Regions from separate parts of the Homo sapiens genome. Here region 1 is linked to region 2. Evidence: chromatin contacts called from ENCODE Hi-C data. All regions are on one chromosome and are shown on one strand. The core of a region is the stretch at or near the end of the contact, and the rest is flanking DNA. Distances in the headings are between cores, read along the strand shown. Region 1 holds the start of ETS2 (ETS proto-oncogene 2, transcription factor). Region 2 holds the start of PIGP (phosphatidylinositol glycan anchor biosynthesis class P).

Region 1 (3,425 bases), core at 590-3,089, 1.7 Mb before region 2:
GACAGAGAATGAATGTGGAAGGCAGTGGAAAAGCTCTCCCCAGCTTTTGTGTACAAATACCAGGAGAAAAGGCAGCCTACCACTCCCACATAAAGAGCTGTAATTACTAGCTACAGAATAGAATTCTTTTGTTGTCCAGCTTTTAATGAGTTTTGTAAAAACCATGCAGAATTAAAGTGCTCTACTAAATGGTTTCAGGCAGACACACAACTAATCAAATTTAAGCTTGCTTATTTTACTCAACAGGGCTTGTTAGATGGCAGACAAGCCAAGTTTTTCCACATAAATCAATTTCAAGTTTGGTGTTGCTGATGGATCGCTGCTTTTAAACCAAAAAAAAAAAAAAAAAAGGATAAAGAGCAGAAATGTAACAGCTGAGAATGGTTACATTTAAAAACAAGGAGAATTTGCCTGACAACAGTACCCTTATTGGAACAAGTAATCACTTATGTAAGATTATTTAGATAAATTTGAAAACAAACAAAAAAAAGAAACAACACAACCTTGTAACACACATTTGAAGGTAGTTTGCTTTTTTCGCTTTGAAAGCGATCAGTTTAGAGAGATGAATGACTAATCCCAGAAATGAGTATCTGAGCATTTCCCTGCGGATGGTCGGTGCTAACATTTACTGTGCTGCGCTACTACTCAGAATTTTAATAAAGCTTAACGTGGAGATTTATCTCTCTGATTGGTGGTGGTGTGGGCAGGCAGATAACGCACAGGCGCTTCCATTGTATGGAACAAATATAATCTCTTACTGGCGAATTAAAATAAATTACTCCTGTCTCCAAAGGGGACTGCTCATTTCTTTACTTTCTAAATAACTAGCGCGTCAACTACTGTTTTAGGCTACCCTGAAATTGTGTACAGGCTAACATAAAAGGTCTCCTGCCGTAAAAAATAAAATAGGATAACACACACGCAACCCAAACACACACAAGCAAACACTCAGTTACCTCTTCATTCAAATGCTGTAGGAACGAGAAAATAAAGGCAGCCCAGCGCAACCAGATCTCATTTCCGACAGGTTCCCCACGCTCTCCTCGCACGACCGAGGGGTCCCCAGCCCGGGCCCTGGACGCGGCGAGCAGGTGACCATGGCACCCCGCGCCCCGCAGGTTCCCGCGGTGCCGCAGCCTTCAGGTGTCTTGGGCGCCCCAGATCCTCCGGGCCCGGCGCCGCTCCAGGAAGTCACCCTCAAAGCCGGGGCGCCAGGCCACCTCGGACACGCTCTCCTGTGCCCCCACTCCCGTTCGCGAAATCATGTTCGCCGGGACATCCACTGGGCAGGACCCCCTACCAGGCCTGCGTTTCCTTTTAAAAACAAAAGCGAGCGAAACAAGCCAGCGCGCCCTGGCCGCGCCCGCCGCTAGGCGACCCCGAAGACAGCGGCCCTAGCACGCAGGAACCCCCCGGCCGACCCCGCCAGCCCCGGAGGCCACTCCATAACCGGAAAACGAGCCGGCGCGGAACTCAGACGCGCGCCCCTAGAGTCCTCGCAGCAGCCGCCACCCCCACCTGCACCCCCGGCAGCGCCCCGAGATCTGCGTGTCAGTGCCCCCCGCGACCCCCGCCCAGGCCCCGGGTGACCCTCCATGGGACTGGAGCCGCGCGCCGGGCGCTCTCTGCGGGCCCAGCTCTTACCCTGCCGCTGCGGGCAGGGCCGGCGCTTGGTCGGGACGGTGGCTGCTCGGCGCCCGCGGCTGCTCGGTGCGCGCCGGGCGAGGGCGAGGGCGCCGGCCAGAGACGATCAGGGAGGCCGGACGCTGGCCGGGCGGCTCCGGGAGCTCTGAGCTGGAGCGACACCGCACTCGTCAGTCTCTGGAGGAAGTAACCGGGCCGTCCCCCACGCGGCGCGCTCTTCAGGAGCGGGAGGAGGAGGGAGGAGGGAGGAGGAAGGAGGGACGGCCGAGTGGAGGGGAGGGGAGGAAACGAGGGAGGAGAGAAGAGAGAGGGGAGGGAAGGGGAGGAGAGAGAAGAGGAGGGGAAGGGAGGTAGGCAGGATGGGGAGAAGCGGGAGGAGAGGGAAGGGGGCAGCAGGAGGGTTGGGGGAGCGGAGGGAGAGGAGAGGGAACGCACGAGGGGAGAGAAGAGGAGGGCGGAGGCGGCGAGGGAGCGCGGGGCGGGGCTGACACCTTCCGGCCCAACCTTCCCTCCGCCTCCTGCTGTCACTCGGCTGGGTCCCTCGCCGGCTGGCCCTGAGGCCCCGGGAGCAGGGCCTCGGCCCCACGTGCGCGCGAGTGTGCGCCCTGGGAGCCGGGCGGAGACTTTCCGTGGAGCGCTCGGCGTCCTCTCTGGGGCCAAGGCCCTAACGCCAAACCTGCCTTTGGAATTCCGCAGCGACGGAGCAGTGGTGCTGGTGGCACCGAAGGGCAGCCGGGCTTGGGTAATAAGGCCCTGAAATTGAGCCGACCCCATTCTTGAACCTCTGAATGGGCTTAGGACTAATGATCATTCTATCACAAAAAGGCTCCAAATGAGGCGCTTCCTGTAGAAACCGGGCCCTGGCTGTGTCCCCGAGTCGTGGTGCTGATCGCGCTGCTCCCGGGAAGCCCCGATCCCGCAGGCTCCGCGGGAGTGGCGCCCTCTGGAGCTGAGCGGTGCCCAGATAGCGACCCGCCTTGGCCGCGCTTCAATCTGGGCTGGGCACTCCACGCACATCATCGTCACTCTCGGAGGACTTGCGGCTCCCACTTTACACAGGTGGGAACTGAACCTTAGGATGAATAACCTGCCACGTCAGATTGATGAGAAATTCAAGGTGGAAACCTGAGTTTATCTGACTCCGAAACCCTGGTCAAAACCACCCCCTACACTGTGGTTTCCGTTTTTATCAGAAGGTGCTTGAGTCCATGGCTGTTTGGACTCAGGTCACATGCTCAATATTTTGCAGGAAAGTTTAGATTCCTGAAGTTGTGGATGAAATAGGAAACCCCAGCTTAGGCGAGGCCACGGGGCTGAAAGCTGCTCACATCTCAAGAACTGCGGCACCACCGGGAAGGGAGAGGAATGGCCCAGCTTCTCTGTGACTCAGGGTTCTAGGTTTCCATGGTGACTCTAGGTCTAGAGTTATCCGGATAATTGAGATATCGGTGCACCTTAATGTTTCTGGGTCCCCGAAGGTCTCCGGGTATCACCGTGGCATGAGTCACAGTCAGAATCTATACGGCTGAAACAATCACGTATAGGGGAAGTGATTATTTCTTGGAGACTGAATTGATTCTGATGGCTTCTCAGTGTATATTCAGGCCCAGATTAGAGAACACAGATAGGTCAAGAAAGAGTTCCATAAATGGAATACAGATCCATAGTAAGTTACCATGGAGACATGAGTATGTTACTATTTTTTTAAAAAACCGTAGCAGAAAATACTGACTCATCTGGGCTGCAGTTTCAGCTAATATAGGGTCTTTCTCCCTCAG
Region 2 (3,351 bases), core at 622-3,121:
TAAATAATCACGTCTGTAAAATCTGAATCATGGATTGGTTAGCTCCCCCTCTGTATTTGATATCTGAAATATTCCAAAAATTAAAAGAAAAAAAGGAAAATTAGACAATAAGAAAATTGGGCAGAACAAAGACACCAAAACGCAGCCCTTGAGCGCAGAGCACGAAACCTTGAGCAATCGGAGCAGTAGCTGGGTCTCTAAGGGGTTTGAAGTTTCTTACCCTAGGTATCCTTATACTATATCCCATTTTCCTTAGGATAAATCGCAAATTTCTTGCAACAAAAAATGTCCTAACTAGAGTCGTAGTTATAAGGAAAAGGCTCTCTCCGGAGGAGTAAAATCTGTAAAATTTCTACCTTGTTTCCCTCGCCAGGATCTTGGGCAAAATGGAAAGAGATTTAGGTGAATGCCATAAAATACTCTATAAACCATTAAATATCATCAAGAACGCCTAAGGACCGCATCGCCCAGTAGGAGAGTGCATATATTTTGAAAGGTCTCTGCAACTGAGGGGGTTTTGGCGTCCAGGGCGCCACTGGAAAAGGCACGGCGCACTGGTACCAGCCCAAATTCACCTACGTCTCGGCTTCATTTTTTATCTTTGATCCCCCTATTCTGTCTCCTGAACAGGCTGGCTGAAGAGGCCACACTGGCAGCGTCAACACTGCGGAGCAGCTGGCCAGACTCGATCCTGTCCACCCCCCTTCCCATTAGCGTCTGTGGGAGAGAATGCTCAGAAAGAGGCGCGGGGGCGAGGGGAGCGGCGAGGTTACCCCCCTCCTGGGTCCGTTCCGTGGGGACAGGCCCTGGACTGGACTGCCAGTTCACACGAAAACAGGTGGCAACAGAGTCGTGACACGCACACACAGCAAGGGGTGTGCACGAACGTTCACGCTCACCAACGAAACCTGCACACAAGAGATACCCACTCGACAGAATTAAATCCGCACACAAGAGATCACGCACTCAACAGGACCCATGCGCAGACACTCTGCGTCACTCGGAGACACGCAAGGACGCACACTTGCGCGAGCAAGGCTCTAGGCGGGGGTCGCAATTGCAGAAGGCGCGGCCACGCGCGCTAGGGGACGCGCAGCCCACAGACAGGGGCAGTAACACAAAGGGGGGCCACCTGCAAGGCCGAGAGCGCCCACGCAGCCGCCAGGGAGCGCGGACACCGACACAAAAGGGGCGACGAGGCGACACGCGAGCGCCTCCACCCAGCGGAGGTGTCAGCCACGCACCGGCCGAGGCACGGGCAGCGGGGGGTTGCGCACAAAGGGACTACTCACACCCTCGCACCGGCATCCCAGGGCCTCGCTCGCGAAGGGGCACCAGACCAAGGGGGCAAACCCACTGGGGTAGGCAATGGCGGCCACACCCCCTCATCGCGCGGGACCCAACCCATGCAGACACAGTAGGCACCTCAGCGAGGGACGCGAGGAGACGCGCACACACCCACACTCACCACACACCCACGGAGGGGGTGTGGAAGGCCCCGCTCCCCCGGCATCTCGGCTGCAGCGGGACAAGGTGACACATCCGGGAGCCCGGCAGCGCGCCGGGTGTGCACTCACCCGGGCCCGCCGCCCGCGAGCCTCGGACGCGGGCAGCAGCAGCAGCAGCCGCCGCCGCCGCCGCCGCCACCTCCGGCCCTCCACGTCAGCCGACGGCGGGAGGGAGCGGGTGGCGGCGTTGAAGCGAGGTGCGTCACGTGGGCTGGCAGCGCGCGTGCGCAGTCGCACCCCACCGCCCCCTCCTTCGCCGTCGCGAGCCGCGGGATCACGCCCGCCCCCGCGCTCGCTGGCTCCCACCCGGGGAGGGTCGTTGTGCGCCTGCGCCAGGGTGGGGGTTGCCGTCGCGCCTAGGCCTTTCCCTCAGGTTTTCCTCTTCCCCACTGCGGCTCCCCAGTCGGCGCTTGCGCGGAGAACTCAGCGCTGAGGTGGCCGAGGTGTCGGGAGGGGCCTGGGTGGGCGTATGAAGGACCCGAGGTCGAGGGCCCCCCCATACCCCGCCTCGAATGAGAAATAGAAGTCTCCACGAATGGGCAGGGCCCGGGGCCTGGGCGCCGCGACCTAGTAGGCCCGCATGCTGGTGGGCGCCGCGCGAGCCTTGTTCCCTGCCCTCCCCTCCCACAGGGAGGCCACGCTTGCAGAGCTGGAGCGCGCGTCTATCGCCCCAGAACCCCCCTCCCTGCCCTATCCTCCGCCACCCCTTCTGTTGCGGGGCGCGCGCCAGCCTGGGTGTCTGTATGCGCTCGAGGCGGGGGCGCGGGTTGCGGACGGAGGCGCGGGAGGCGGTTCTGCGCGGCGGGGGCCGTACCCGCGGCGGAGCGAGGAGGCGAGAATGGATCAATGGTGCCACGGAGCACATCGCTGACGCTGATTGTGTTCCTTTTCCACAGATTGTCTAAAGCCCCAGGAAAAATGGTGGAAAATTCACCGTCGCCATTGCCAGAAAGAGCGATTTATGGCTTTGTTCTTTTCTTAAGCTCCCAATTTGGCTTCAGTAAGTACTTTCCTGATGGATGGCCAGGGGCTTTTTCTGGCGTTCAGTGACAAGGGAAGAATACATTGGTTAGACTGTGCACACATGAACTGTTGATTCTTTCTCCCTATGTCTCTTTTTAAGAAAATCTGAAGGGATCTCGTGTTTGCTGAGTGTTCCGTGTGCCAGCACTAGCCTAGGAGGTTTTAGTCTCTACAAATATTTATACAGCACCAGACGCGATGGCAAAGTGGATAAAGCCTGGTCCCTGCCCTTAAGGAGGTCGTGGTCTTGTGGAGGAGACAGATGGGTAAATCTACAGTTAATGCTCAGTGTGATGAGTGTCAGGGAGCACGGTGGAGAGACATTGAAACCAGACTGGAAAGTCAAGGCTTTCTACAGAGGCCTTTCCCCCTGGCACTGATGCTGATTAGGAAAGAGTAAGAGGGAGGGAAGAAGTGGAAAGGCCTTGAATGAGGGCGTGAGAGGGTTTGGACCCGAGGAGCTTGTGATGTCACCAGTGTGCCCTGCGGGATCTGGGGAACAGGAGAAGTAGGCCAGAGAAGTCGGGTTGAAAGGTGTGTCGTTTGCGTCCTGGATCTCCCTTAATTTAACCCCATAACATTCCATTTTACAGATAAGGAGACTGATGCTCACTAAGACACTAATATGCCCACTCACACAGCAAGTCCCAAGTCTCTCCCCAAAATGATTTGAGAATTTTGAGGCACACAAAAGGGAGAAAATTGAGTGCCCGTGATCCAACGTTCTGCAACTGTTTGGAAACCAGGAAAGTGGAGGAGTGGTAGTACTTCTGAACCCTAACTAAAATATATCAGCCTGCACCATCAGCACAGCTTGCAG

Evidence for each region. Hi-C counts contacts between places; a loop is a spot of excess contacts on that map. Pooled maps may share reads with other maps.
Region 1: a loop to region 2 is called in a map of CD8-positive, alpha-beta T cell, with 7 times the contacts of the local background. The contact joins the promoter of ETS2 here to the promoter of PIGP in region 2. A Hi-C loop is called at or near these places in 2 of 168 maps with a recorded cell type or tissue (CD8-positive, alpha-beta T cell and naive thymus-derived CD4-positive, alpha-beta T cell) and 7 of 50 pooled maps.

What each region holds. Positions count from the first base shown.
Region 1 is chr21:38,804,343-38,807,767 of GRCh38, reverse strand. ETS2 (ETS proto-oncogene 2, transcription factor) reads right to left here and starts at 1,839. Exons shown (of 10, transcript NM_005239.6): 1 at 1,648-1,839. RefSeq lists silencers at 1,117-1,216, 1,237-1,336, 1,447-1,736, 1,927-1,996, 2,017-2,346 and enhancers at 2,457-2,616, 2,627-2,686, 2,867-3,006, 2,540-3,040.
Region 2 is chr21:37,071,591-37,074,941 of GRCh38, reverse strand. It overlaps PIGP (phosphatidylinositol glycan anchor biosynthesis class P), which reads left to right and starts at 1,871. Exons shown (of 5, transcript NM_153682.3): 1 at 1,871-1,942; 2 at 2,405-2,508. The coding sequence starts at 2,427. TTC3 (tetratricopeptide repeat domain 3) reads right to left here and starts at 1,688. Exons shown (of 46, transcript NM_001330683.2): 1 at 1,469-1,688. RefSeq lists silencers at 1,281-1,340, 1,561-1,880, 2,121-2,400 and an enhancer at 1,679-1,973.